2 separate regions of the Homo sapiens genome follow, and region 2 is linked to region 1. The links are chromatin contacts, found by Hi-C or POLR2A ChIA-PET in ENCODE. All regions are on one chromosome and are shown on one strand. Each heading gives the region's core, a stretch centred on a gene start or an enhancer-like site at or near the end of the contact. The rest is flanking DNA. Distances are from core to core; before and after follow the strand shown.

Region 1 (6,424 bases), core at 310-2,809:
CCAGTGATTTCCTGACACAAGCAGCAGCACAGAACGTGTGTGTCCCAGGTTTAGGTTTGGGAGGCCTGCCTGGAGAACAGCCATCCCAGGTTCTGGGAGCTTTCTCAATTTACTGTTTTATCCAAAGATGGGTTGGCCTTTCTCTGGACATAGTGAGCTTCCTTGGGCTAGTTCTTAAGCCTGAGACTAAAAGTTCTCACCATGAGTTATTAGGGAGGCCTGTAAAATGTAAAGGCCATGCGTTTTTTTTGCTCTGTTACCCAGGCTGGAGTGCAATGGTATGATCATGGCTCACTGCAGCCCTGAACTCCTTGGGCTCAAGCAATCCTCCTAACTCAGCCTCTGCATAGCTGTGACAACAGGTGTGTGCCACCACACCTAGCTAATTTTTAAATTTTTGTAGATACAGGGTCTCCCTATGTTGCCCAGGCTGGTCTCAAACTCCTAGGCTCACATGATCCTCCTGCCTCAGCCTCCCAAAGTGCTGGGATTACAGGTGTGAGCCACTGCACCCAGCCAAGGCCATGCACCTTTAAGTTCTTTACCTGGGCTTTACTCTAAGATGGGAGGCCTCAGAGTGAGAAAAGCTGCTAAGAAGTGGGAAGGAGCCTGTACCTCTGGTGATTAGGGATTTCTCTTTTCGTCCACCCCCATTCTCACCTCCACTGGAAGTAGACCTGTAAGAAAAATTAAAGCAGTTTAGAAAGGGTTGAAACTGTTTATTCACCCATCCCTGCCAAAATTTTCTGGAACATTCCTAGTTTCAGATGTTCCTTATATCTTAAAACAGCATAAGAACTGTTTTTTGTTTTTAAAAAAAAAATTTGTAGAGATAGAGTCTCACTGCGTTGCTCGGGCTGGTCTTGAACTCCTGGGCTCAAACCCTCCTCTTGCCTCAGCTTCCCAAAGTGCTGGGAATACAGGCATGAGTCACCATGCTTGGCAAGAACCGCTGGCTATAGACCATGACTTTTTTTTTTTTTTTTTTTTGAGACGGAGTCTCACTCTGTCACCCAGGCTGGAGTGCAGTGGCGCAATCTCAGCTCACTGCAACCTCTGCCTCCCAGGTGCAAACGATTGTCCTGCCTCAGCCTCCCTAGTAGCTGGGACTGTAGGCGTATGCCACCACCCTCAGCTGATTTTTGTATTTTTTGTAGAGATAGGGTTTCATCATGTTGGCCAGGCTGGTCTCGAACTCCTGACCTCAGGTGATCCACCCATCTCGGCCTCCCAAAGTGCTGGGATTACAGGCGTGAGCCACCACGCCCATCCTATATACCTCACCCAAGTCGTGTAAATAAAGCCTGAAACTTGGGAAGAGGAGGCTGGACTATTGAGGTCTTATTGAGGTTGCTGTGCAAATCAAGATGATCCCATTTCTAAGAAATGGCTAGTCTGGTATAGAAGCTAAGGATTTGTTTAGGAAAGCAGGAAGCTCTTGAATATGAATCCAAGCTCAGTGGAAATGGGCTGAGTTGAATTACATTTAGCAGGTGGCTGCTGCCGTTCTAGAGAGAAGAGACTTGGAGGGACCTCTGCCCTCACTACCAGGCAGACCTGGCTTGGCAGGGTGCCTTGAGCCTCACTGGAACAGCAGTTGGTTTTCCCAGAACTCACCCCAGAAGCCTGTGTCCTCTGATAGCACTGGCCAGTTAGGACAGGAGGCTTTGATTCCCAGAGAGAGCCAGCAGGACTCCACTCTCATCTATGCAAGCACAGGCTGAGGGTGGATGGCATTAAAGTGACTGCACTGCTGAGTGGGGAATAGGGGCTGGGAACTCTCCTGGAAGCTTTCATCATATTAAAAGTAGGCATTTCTTTAACTGCAAAGAGATACTTTTATATTTTGTACTCAGTGGTAAGGCAAGATTAATTGGTACCTTCCTGCTTCTGTTCATTCCTGTATTCATTTGAGTTTTTGCTTTTACATTACAGGTAAATTAAAAGATCTTGGGAACTTGGTTCTCCGACCTTTTGGGCTCTCCACGGAAAATTTCCAGATCAAACAGGATTCCTCTACCGGCTCGTACTCCATCAATTTCGTTCAAAATCCAAATAATAACAGATAACAAAGATAACAAAAGCTTTACAAGCTGACTTGGAATTGTGTGCTGCTTGCTGTTAGCTAGGGGAAAGGCCCTGCCAATGTTTAACTTTTAAAAGCATCTTATCTAAAAGAAAGGCTATCCAGTAGAGCCCAGTGCTCCCTTGTCCCTCTTTTATGATCAGGGTGAAATGTACTTCCTGATGTAATGAACCTAATTTGATTTCCATTTTAAGGTGGTGTCTGTGCAGCTGGTGTCCCCGATTCTGGCTGTCCTATGTCCAGGAAGAAGCCCATTTGTTGAGGCTGACCTTCCTGATCATACACACACACAGCCCAGCAAAAGCCTCTCCTGAACCAAACAAACCTGTTGGTTGGGAGACTGCCCAGACATGATTGATGACGGGTTCCCGCCTGCTGTCCCCTCCCTGATCACACAGCTAACGAGGCTGCCTCCAGCATTTCCTGATTTCCTCTGTGGTAATAAAAGCTTTCTGTGCTTAGGTCTGGGTTAGGTTGTGAATTTTGTCACGTAACGACAACTAAGGCAGAAGCCTTCTCTGGCTTTGGGAGCAGTGTTGGTTTCAAGCAGGGTTACTGATTCCAGATTCCACAGATCTGCCCAAAGTTTTTGTTGCCTTGAAGATTTATCTTGAAGAGTTGACCATTCTACCATGTACTAGAATTCAGAAAGTCCACCTTACAAGCTATCTTGGGCCCCTCCAGGTTTGTATAGATAATTATAAATCTGTGTTTGACCAAATGTTAATATTTTTAACTTAAAATAGCTTCATTGAGGAATGGTAGTATATGAACCCCAGAACAAAACCATATTCTTTTAAACTACATGAACCTAGAGGTGTCAAAGATAGAATTTTTTTGTGCTCATCAGTTGATGCTAGTGAGAAGCTTGCAGTTGCTCTGGTTTGAGTCTCAAAAGCTTGACATGCAAGTTTCATCTTGGATGTAAATTACACATATAATTCTGTAAGTGACATGCAGTAGTCAGTCATACTCCCAGTGTTAAGGACTATGTGGTTCTTCTCATCTGTTCCTAAAAGCTTTTTATCTTTTTTCTTCTTTTGGTCAAAGTGAACCTCAGAAGAAACTGTTAAATCTGGCATCCAATTTTCCTGAAAATGTGTGTGTGAAAAATCACACAAGTTGTATGGAAACCGTGTGGAATGCTGGATGGTCTGGTAGTCAGTGTTCGGTGCTTCCTGTGCAGCCAGCATTATGCTAGAAAGTGGTTCTCATTTTTTTTTTTTTTTTTTTGAGGGGGGTCTCGCTCTGTCACCCAGGCTGGAGTGCAGTGGCGCAATCTTGGCTCACTACAACCTCTGCCTCCCAGGCTCAAGCAATTCTCCTGCCTCAGCCTCCAGAGTAGCTGGGATTACAGGCATGCACCACCACACCTGGCTAATTTTTTGTATTTTTAGTAGAGACAGAGTTTCACCATGTTAGCCAGGCTGGTCTTGAACTCCCGGCCTCAAGATGATCCACCCACCTTGGCTTTGGATTACAGGCGTGAGCCACCGTGCCCAAACTTTTATTTCAGCAGCCCTTCATAGTCTGGAAAAAAAAATTTTAAGAGCATTTCCATTTATGTGCATTCTATCAATATTTAGTATATTAAAAATTAAGATAGAAAGTGTTAAAGTAATCCCTTTGAAAAATAACATGTTTCCTGTTACTATAAATACTTTTATGTCAGGCCAGGAACGATGGATGGTTTATACCTGTAATCACAGTACTTTGGGAGGCCAACGCAGGAGTATTGCTTGAGGCCAGAGATCCAGACCAGCCTGAGCAACATAGCAAGGTTCCATCTCTACAAAAAAAAGTTTAAAAAAAAAAATTAGCTAGGCGTAGCGGCTTCATGCTACTTGGGAGGCTGAGGCAGGAGGATTGATTGCTTGAGCCCAGGGGTTCAAGGCTGCAGTGAGCTATGATCCCACTGCTGCTCTTCATCCTGGGTGACAGCGAGACCTTGTCTCTAAAAAAAAGTTTTACTGAAATTTTTACAATTTTTATGGAAAAATCTTCCAACTCAAAGACACATTTTAGTGAGAAGAATGACATTTTTGCACATCTCTTTAATGCATGGCTTGATAGAGAACAGCAAGAGTCTCACATCTCTTATATTCAGTTTGTCCTGAGATCACAGTGCAGTCACTGACAAGATAACAGTGAAAAAAATAGACTCTTTAATTTTGTATTATGAAAACAGTTTTCATAAGACAAAATTTTGTCTTATGAAAATAGCTTTCATAATACAAAATACAGATAGACACCTTGAAATGGTCTCCAGAACACCTATGGATCCTTGGACTACATTTTGAGAACTACTGTCACATCGTGCCTTGAGCTCAATGGCTGAGACTTAGCAAAATCAGGGCTGAGATTCCAGAAGGACTATCTGTGCCTCCAAGGAATAGGAAATAGACTTGTTCGTCTAGAAACAGCTTTGGTTAAGAGAAGATGCCCGAGACTACCATTGCCACGAGTGTAGAGGTTTTGTTTCTTAGGCTTCCTCCTCCTCTTCCTCTCAATCACACTGAAATCTTATAGGATGCTACACAAGGCCAATATTACATGCTCCCAGTGGGTGGGCCAAGCAGTGCATTGTCTGGAAAGGAAAGGATCCCAGTAGGTGTGAGCTTGCTTAAGCCAAGGAGTTTTTATCTGGCACTGTTACTTTGCTGCTTCCAACATTTGTAAGAAAAGATATATTCAAACCTTTTGAAAATGTTTGACCATAGAAAATCTTCAGACTTCAAAAGTAGAAAGTAAGTGTTAAGGAAGGAAGGTGGCCTGTATTTGCCTATTGCTGCTAGAATGTGTGATTTTAAAGCTCTGGCCAGGCACCGTGGCTCACACCTGTAATCTCAGAACTTCGGGAGGCCGAGGTGGGCGGATCACCTGAAGTCAGGAGTTCAAGACCAACCTGACCAACATGGTGAAACCCCATCTCTACTAAAAATACACAGATTAGCCAGGCACAATGGCACATGCCTGTAATCCCAGCTACTTGGGAGGCTAAGGCAGGAGAATCGCTTGAACCCAGAAGGCAGAGATTGCAGTGAGCCAAGATCATGCCACTGCAGTCCAGCCTAGGTGACAGAGCAAGCCTCCATCTCAAAAAATAAAAAGTTCTGTGATGCTCCCCCTAACCCACCACCAAAAAAGCATACCAGAATTTACTTTTAAGGTAATCATACTGTGACGTTGTACATATTCTTATTCCGACAATATTGCAATGGGTCAAAATAATTTTTGGAGGCTGGGTGCGGTGGCTCAAGTAATCCCAGCACTCTAGGAGGCTGAGGCAGGCAGATCACCTGAGGTCAGGAGTTTGAGACCAGCCTGGCCAATGTGGTGAAACCTCGTCTCTACTAAAAATACAAAATTAGCCGGGCGTGGTGGCGGGCGCCTGTAATCCCAGCTACCCAGGAGGCTGAGGCAGGAGAATCGTTTGGACCCAACAGGCGGAGGTTGCAGTAAGCTGAGATCGTGCCACTGCACTCCAGCTTGGGTGACACAGTGAGACCCTGTCTCAAAAAAATAATAATTTTTGATCTTTTAGAATTGCCCTGGAGACTCTGAGAAACATTCTTTAAAATATTATCTACTCTTTCTCATCTGCCTCCTGAGTAGACCATGAGCTCATGGAAAGGGCCACATTTATGTTGTTAATAGCACCAGCAGCTACCACTGTATTAGAGACTTAGTGAACTGGTATTAAAGGATATCCACAAGACGTGGTTTTAGTGTGAACAACCATCAGTATTCAAAAGTCTTCTAATTCTGTGCCATTTAATGCCTGTTTTTTCAAATGTCTCCTTCACTACTAACCAATATCTGTTACCTCAAGATCAATAGAAACTAGTCATCTCCATAAATTTTAAGACCCAGCAAGTAATTCAAATGTCAGCTTAGGAGGCTTACTTGCTATTTTTTCTCAGCGGCGCACAGTGGCTCAGGGCCTGTAATCCTAGCACTTTGGGAGGCTGAGGCTGGGGCTGGCAGACTGCTTTAGCTCAGGAGTTCGAGACCAGCCTGAGCAATATGGTGAAACCCCGTCTCTACAAAAAACTACTTGGGTGTGGTGGTGTGTGCCTGTAGTCCCAGCTACTTGAGGGGCTGAGGCAGGAGGATTGCTTGAGCCCAGGAGGTCGAGGCTGCAGTGAACTGAGATCATGCCACTGCACTCTAGCCTGGGTGACAAAGTGAAACCAACCTATCTAAAAAAAAAAAGGCTTACTTGCTATTTTTCACAGTCCAAAGAATGCAGTGGGAGACAGAGACAACAGCTTGGTATCACCGAATCAAGGTCAGTAACTTATCTGTGACTTAACCCGGTATTGCCCAAAGTGGCCA
Region 2 (6,744 bases), core at 769-3,268, 43 kb before region 1:
TACACATAAGGGATCCAAAAGTCTGTTGCTTGGTGAACATGGATTCAGAATGCCTGGTATCTGGGATTTTAAAACATTAGGCTCTGAAAGTTTTAAGGATTATTCTTTAAGGTCATTTTCTCTTTAGGAACCATTATCAAAGCTTAGAAGTTTCAGTTTAGAACAGATGTTATATTTCAGTCTCTTCCCTCTGTCATTTTTCCTAAATTCCACATTACTTAATCTTTTGGATTTCCATGTTTCTGCCACCCTATTGCACCATTTTCATAATCTAATTAATGTTGTGGCTGTGGATGTGTTTGCAGGGAATACTCTCGATTGCTTCCAAAAAGTTCTCAGTAACTTCTTCCATAGTGGCCTGCATAGTCCTGTTAACGTCATGAGCAACCTTTCTGATTTTGTTGTTTCCCTTTTCTTTCATTCTTTTTTTTTTTTTTTTTTTTTTTGAGATGGATATTCCCTCTCTGTTGCCCAAGCTGGAGTGCAGCGGTGCGATCTCTGCTCACTGCAACCTCCGCCTCCCGGATTCAAGCGATTCTCTCTCTGCCTCCCGAGTAGCTGGGGCTACAGGCGTGTGCCACCACACCCAGCTAATTTTTGTATTTTTACTAGAGACTGGGTTTCACCATATTGGCCAGGCTGGTCTCGAACTCACATCATGATCCACCCACCTCGGCCTCCCAAAGTTCTGGGATTATAGGCATGAGCCACTGTGCCCTGCCTCCTGCCTCCCTTTTCTTTCATTTCTTGTTTTCTTTTTGTTGTTGTTGTTTTCTGTTTGTTTATTTTGAGACAGAGTCTTGCCCTGTCGCCCAGACTGGAGTACAGTGGCATGATCTTGGTTCACTGCAACCTCTGCCTCCCAGGTTCAAGTGATTCTCCTGCCTCAGCCTCCCAAGTAGCTGGGATTACAGGTGCCCACCACCACACCCAGCTAATTTTTGTATTTTTAGTAGAGACGGAGTTTCACCATGTTGGCCAGGCTGGTCTCGAACTCCTGACCTCAAGTGATCCGCCCGCCCCAGCCTCCTTTTCTTTCATTTCTAATAGGCATCCTTTGGAACTAAGGTGGTCAGTTTTACCAACTTCTTAGAGTTACCACTGTTGAACTTAATGCTGTCTACAAACGATTAAATCAAATCCTAGAAGGAGCTTAGATTTCTGATCCCAAGTTTGTTTATTTTTATTTTTGTAGAGGCCCTTTCACTTGGCCTCCCAAAGTGCTGGGATTACAGGAATGAACCACCCTGCCTGGCCTGATGCTAAGTTTAAACCAGTGGAAATAAGGGTTGCTTGCTCTAAAACAGGGGTCGTCAACCCCCGGCCATGTACTGATACCAGTCTGTGGCCTGTAAGGAACCCAGCCACACAGCAGGAAGTGAGCAGCAGGCTAGTGAGCGAAGCTTCATCTGTATTTACAGCCACTTCCCATCGCTTGCATTACTGTCTGAGCTCCACCTCATGTCATATCCATGGTAGCATTAGATTCTCGTAGGCTTGTGAACCCTGTTGTGAATTGCACATGCAAGGGATCTGTGTTGCCTGCTCCTTACAAGAATCTAATGCCTGATAGTCTATCACTGTCTCTCATCACCCCCAGGTAGGACCGTCTAGTTGCAGGAAAACAAGCTTAGGGCTCCCACTGATTCTACATTATGGTGAATTGTATAACTATTTGATTATATATTACAGTTTAATAATTATAAAGTACACAATAAATGTAATGTGCTTGAATCATTATGAACACCCCCTTCCCCAAGACCCTAGTCCGTGGAAAAATAGTTCCCCACAAGAGCAGTCCCTGGTGCCAAAAAGGGTAGGGACCGCTGCTCTAAAACATTTGGAAGTTAGTGAGGTGTGTTTACATTATTTGCTGGCAGAAAAGTTAAAATGACGTTCAGTATTTCCTGTGTTTATTAAGAAAGGTCACTTTGTGTAGATCAGTGGTTTCCAGACTTTATTGTGTCTAAGCATCACAGGAAATGTATTAACCATGCACAGCCTGAGAAGTGTCTGACACCACACACCTGTGAGGCAACAACCAGGCATCTGTTTTGTTAGCAAGCCTCCCAGGTAATTTTGATATAGGAAGAACTGTGGCCACACCATGGGAAACAGATCCAGATGGACACAGATGACTAAGCTTCCAAAACAAGAAGTATTGACCTAACCCGTACATTGACTGCATCCAACATCGGAAGAACTGAATAGGAGGTTTTCTTTTACCTACATCCGTTGATCAAGGTCTAAAAACAACTTGTTGGGCCGAATTTAAGCAGTCCTGACATAGAAAATTTATTTCTGTTAAAGATTGAGTTTTGGGAAATAGAATTTTCTGATTTAAGAAACAAGGGACTATTTCCAAGATTAATTCCTCATAGATCAGTCATTTTTTTCCTCAGAAGGATAACACCTACTGAGAGGCAGGTTCTAACTGTGGCTTAGATCCAAAGATCCTCCCTCATGCCTCCCTAGAGGACCTGTAAAGGTGACTTGTGGAAAGAACAGATATGTCTTTATGTATGTAAAGCAAGTGATATCTGATTTCAAAGAAGACAAAACCAAAAGCTTATTTTTTTAATGATAAGGAATTCCCTTCAAAATAATTATAGAACTGATGTCCCTAGCCCTTCCAGTATTTGCATTCCAAGTGTAGTTTTCTTGTCCCACCTAGATAAGACTAAAGCAGAAAGTTTTGTTGCATGTGCCTCCACTTTCCAGCAGTTGAGCAAGTATGTACCTCTCTTTACGCTCTCTTTTACTCCAGCTATTGATCTCTGGGTACTGTGATCCCTGGGTACTGTGCTTGGCATAAAGTGTATGCCGTTTTATTTTGTAGCAATTACTTCACAAAACTGCAGAGGGCAGCAGAGAGCTGCTGATAGATTTATAATATGGACATAAGCTTGCCGGAGTGAGAGTCTTGGTTTTCCCCCTGTTTGTCTGTTGAGCACATGCTTACCATAGGATTATTTAAATATGAGATTATTTTTTAAATGTATTTCATGCAAGTTTTTAACTATTTAATAATGATAGATGGGGTATACACTTATAAGCTCAAAGTCAAGTGTGTTTATGTTGTATTCACTGACCTAAAGTAAAAGAAATACCCTACTCAGCCACTGCATTGTAGTCTGCTGAAGAGTGGTTTATTTATAAGGGACTAGAGAAGCACTTTCTAACATTTTGCCATGCTACCCAGGATTTTAAATTATATCAGTTGAAGTTCTCTAGCTTGGATTTTTGGGTTTTTTGGAGGGTGGTTTTTTTGTTGTCAATTAAAAAATTATATTCAAGCTACTTCTAATATTTTAAGAAAGTGAATCAATCCATTTGAAGCTCTTAGCACAATGTTTGGCACATAATAAGTATTATGAGTTTTAGCTCATTGAATGAGTTACACAGCCATGGAATCAGGCATCTAATATAGTATAGGTAATTAAGCAGATAGGGGTACTATGTTAGTAAATAGGAAATTACAAGGTAAGATTATAGCCAAGTCATGGATATTTGCTTTACAGGAAGACTCTTCACTTAGCAATAGTAGCATACCATTTCCATTTTTCATCCTAACTAGTATTTACAGTAATTTGTCTTCTTTATAGAATATCTTCTTTATGTAAAGAAGTTTATAATATTTAAATCCTTGATTTGCTAATTTTATTCAGAAAGGACACTTGTAATAGTTTCCACCTTTATTTCTTTGTTAGTTAAATGAAAATTAACCCACATATGCTACAGATTCGGGGTAATTCTAGAAATTGAGTTATTCATTCAGCAGACATTTGTTAGTACCTGCAATTAATAGACAAAATTGGCCGGGTGCAGTGGCTCACGCCTGTAATCCCAACACTTTGGGAGGCCGAGGTGGGCGGATCACCTGAGGTCAAGTTTAAGACCAGCCTGACCAACAAGGTGAAACCCCATCTCTACTAAAAATACAAAAAAAATAGCAGGGCCTGGTGGTGTGCGCCTATAATCCCAGCTACTCAGGAGGCTGAGGCAGGAGAATCACTTGAACCCGGTAGGCGGAGGTTGCAATGAACTGAGATTGCATCACTGCACTCCAGCCTGGGCAACAGAACAAAACACTGTCTCAAAAAAAAAAAAAAAATTAGGCAAAATTGGTTTTCTTTCTTTTTTTTTTTTTTGGAAATAGAGTTTTGCTCTGTTGCCCAGGCTGGAGTGCAGTGACGCAATCATGGCTCATTGTAACCTCTACCTCTGGGGCTCAAGTGATCCTTCCCCCTCAGCCTCCCAAATAGCTGGGACTACAGGCATAAGCCACCACGCCCAGCTAATTTTTTTTATTTTTAGGAGAGACACGGTCTTGCTGTGTTGCCCAGGCTGAAGTTTTCTTGAAGAATATGGTTTTCTCTGTCAAGAAACTTATAATTCAGCTAGGGAGACATGTAACTCTGCTTACCTTTTTATTTTAGGTAGTTTCGTGTTTTATCACGAAACAGATCCAGATGGACACAGGTGACTAAGCTTCCAAATACAAGGCTCAATGGGGACAAAGCCGTGTGCACAAGGCATGTCACATGTTGCCTAATCTTTCCACTCCTATGTGCTTCTTCTTGTGCTTCTTCTTTTTCTTCTTCTTTGCTGCCTTGCTGTCTTTTGATGTGTGCCTTGCCCTCTTGCCTGTATCATTCTCAGAGTCTGAGCTGTCAGAGTCAGATGACTTCCAATTCTTTTTCTTCTCCTCCTTTCTTTTTCTAGAAGGATTCCTTGTGGGGTCAGGCTTCTCAAACTCTGCTGACTTTGCCTCTTCCTTTTCCTCTTCCTCATCAGGTATCAGAGAGTATTTGGTCCCACCTGGTTGCATGAAACAATCTTTTGCAAAGTGGCCTTTACAGCCACACTTCTTGCAGGTAGTGTTCAATCAATATACTCTGGTTAGCATGTAAGTGTGGGGGGATGGGCAATGGGTAGAGCCTTCTCTGTGCTGTGTACATAGCACAGTGCCTACACATTCTGTGCCATAAGTATGTTGAAAAACTCTCATTACTGAGGTAGGGGTTTAATGTCCTTACTGGAGACTATATTTAGCTCTTGAAAGATAAAAATTATTTCCCAGGTGGAGAGTTCTATTTTAACTTTTTATTTTTGAAATAACATTTTTCAGAAAGTAGCAAAAAATAGATTCCAGCTTCCCTTAATTTTAACAGCTTACATATCCATAGTGCAGTTATCAAAACCAGGAAATAAACATTATTACAACACTATAAACTGCAGACCTTATTCAGATTTCATCACATTTTCCATGAACATCATCTTTTCTGTTCCAGGATCCACTGCATTTAGTTTTCATGTTGCCTTAGTTTTCTCTAGTTGATGACAGTTCCTTTATCTTTTTTAAGAGAGACAGAGTAGCCCAAGCTGGAGCACAGTGGCATAATGATAGCTTACTGCAGCCTCAAACTTACGGGCTCAAGTGATCCTCCTGCCTCAGCCTCCCTCATAGCTGGGAATACAGGGGCTTGCCATCACACCCAGCTAAATTTTTTTTTTTTTTTCAGGATATGGGGTTTTGCTTTGTTGCCCCGGTTGGTCTCAAACTCGTGCTCAAGTGATGCTACCACCTCAAGAGTAACAGTAATAATAATAGAACAGCCTAAGTCCTGTGGTCCAAGCCCTTGATTCAGTGAGGAAGAGGTTTGTTTTTGTTTTGTTTTGCTTTGTTTTTTTGAAACCAGGTCTTGCTCTGTCCCCCAGGCTGGGGTGCAGTGGCACGATTCCATAATTCCACTGTAGCCTCAAATTCCTGGGCTCCAGTGATCCTCCCACCTCAGCCTCCAGAGTAGCTGGGACTGCAGGCATGAGCCATCATGCCCAGCTAATTTTTGTATTTTTATTTTTATTTTTTTGTTTTGTTTGTTTTTGAGACGAAGTCTCACTCTGTCACCCAGGCTGAAGTGCAGTGGTGCAATCTCAGCCCACTGCAACCTCTGCCTCCCAGGTTCTGGTGATTCTCCTGCCTCAGCCTCCCAAGTAGCTGGGATTACAGGCGCCTGCCACCACACCTGGCTAATTTTTATATTTTTAATAGAGATGGGGTTTGACCATGTTGGCCAGGCTGGTCTCGAACTCCTGACCTCAGGCAATCCACCTGCCTTGGCCTCCCAAAGTGCTGGGATACAGGTATGAGCCACCGCACCTGGCCTAATTTTTGTTTTTTAGTAGAGACGGGGTTTTGCCATGTTGCCCATGCTGGTCTCAAACTCTTGAGCTCAAGCAATCCACCCTCCTTGGCCTCCCAAAGTGCTGGGATTACAGGTATGGGCTACCACACCAAGTGAGATTTATTTTTAACATAGGTCTCGAAATGACTATAGGTCAGAGCTCTGGAACTGAATAACATGTTTTGGAGCAGTGTCATCCCCTTTTCAAATGCCCTAGTTCTTGACACCAAGGGAATTAAAAGTGACTTTTTCTTTAGAACTATGAAGCATATAAGTTCTGTGAGTTCACCTTTTTGCAGCAGCTTCTGTGCATTACTCAGTTCTACTTCCTGCAAACAATTCTTTATTTCCACACCTGTGGAAGACAGTATGGTCTTGTAGTTAAGAGGATGAACTTTGTTGTTTTGTTTTGTTTTGCTTTGCTTTGCTTTGTTTTATTTAAAAGATAGGGTCTAGCTTCGTTGCCAGTGCAACTCCTGGGCTCAAGCGATTCTCCCACCTCAGTCCCTCAAGTACTTGGGACTATAGATGTGCACCACCTCACCTAAAAATATGA

What was found. Hi-C counts contacts between places; a loop is a spot of excess contacts on that map. ChIA-PET counts read pairs that join two places held with the same protein, here RNA polymerase II (POLR2A). Pooled maps may share reads with other maps.
Region 2: a map of Caco-2 shows a loop between it and region 1 (4-fold over the local background). The contact joins two enhancer-like sites. A Hi-C loop is called at or near these places in 5 of 168 maps with a recorded cell type or tissue (Caco-2, IMR-90, breast epithelium and 2 more) and 3 of 50 pooled maps. POLR2A ChIA-PET finds 5 or more read pairs at or near these places in 9 of 52 experiments (A673, CD8-positive, alpha-beta memory T cell, GM10248 and 6 more).

The regions. Positions count from the first base shown.
Region 1 is chr5:160,062,997-160,069,420 of GRCh38, forward strand. It overlaps TTC1 (tetratricopeptide repeat domain 1), which reads left to right. Exons shown (of 8, transcript NM_003314.3): 8 at 1,936-2,547. The coding sequence ends at 2,069. It also overlaps a transcript of PWWP2A not described here. Among named protein-coding and RNA genes, the nearest start is that of PWWP2A, 53 kb to the right of the region's middle. Within about 2 kb of position 1,560, at least 11 of the 41 ENCODE cell types and tissues checked have a DNase peak (open chromatin) inside an H3K27ac peak, as active enhancers do.
Region 2 is chr5:160,019,158-160,025,901 of GRCh38, forward strand. All of the region lies in intron 2 of TTC1 (tetratricopeptide repeat domain 1), which reads left to right. It overlaps LOC124901124 (a long non-coding RNA gene), which reads left to right. Exons shown (of 2, transcript XR_007059025.1): 2 at 4,440-6,744. Among named protein-coding and RNA genes, the nearest start is that of TTC1, 13 kb to the left of the region's middle. Within about 2 kb of position 2,019, at least 3 of the 41 ENCODE cell types and tissues checked have a DNase peak (open chromatin) inside an H3K27ac peak, as active enhancers do.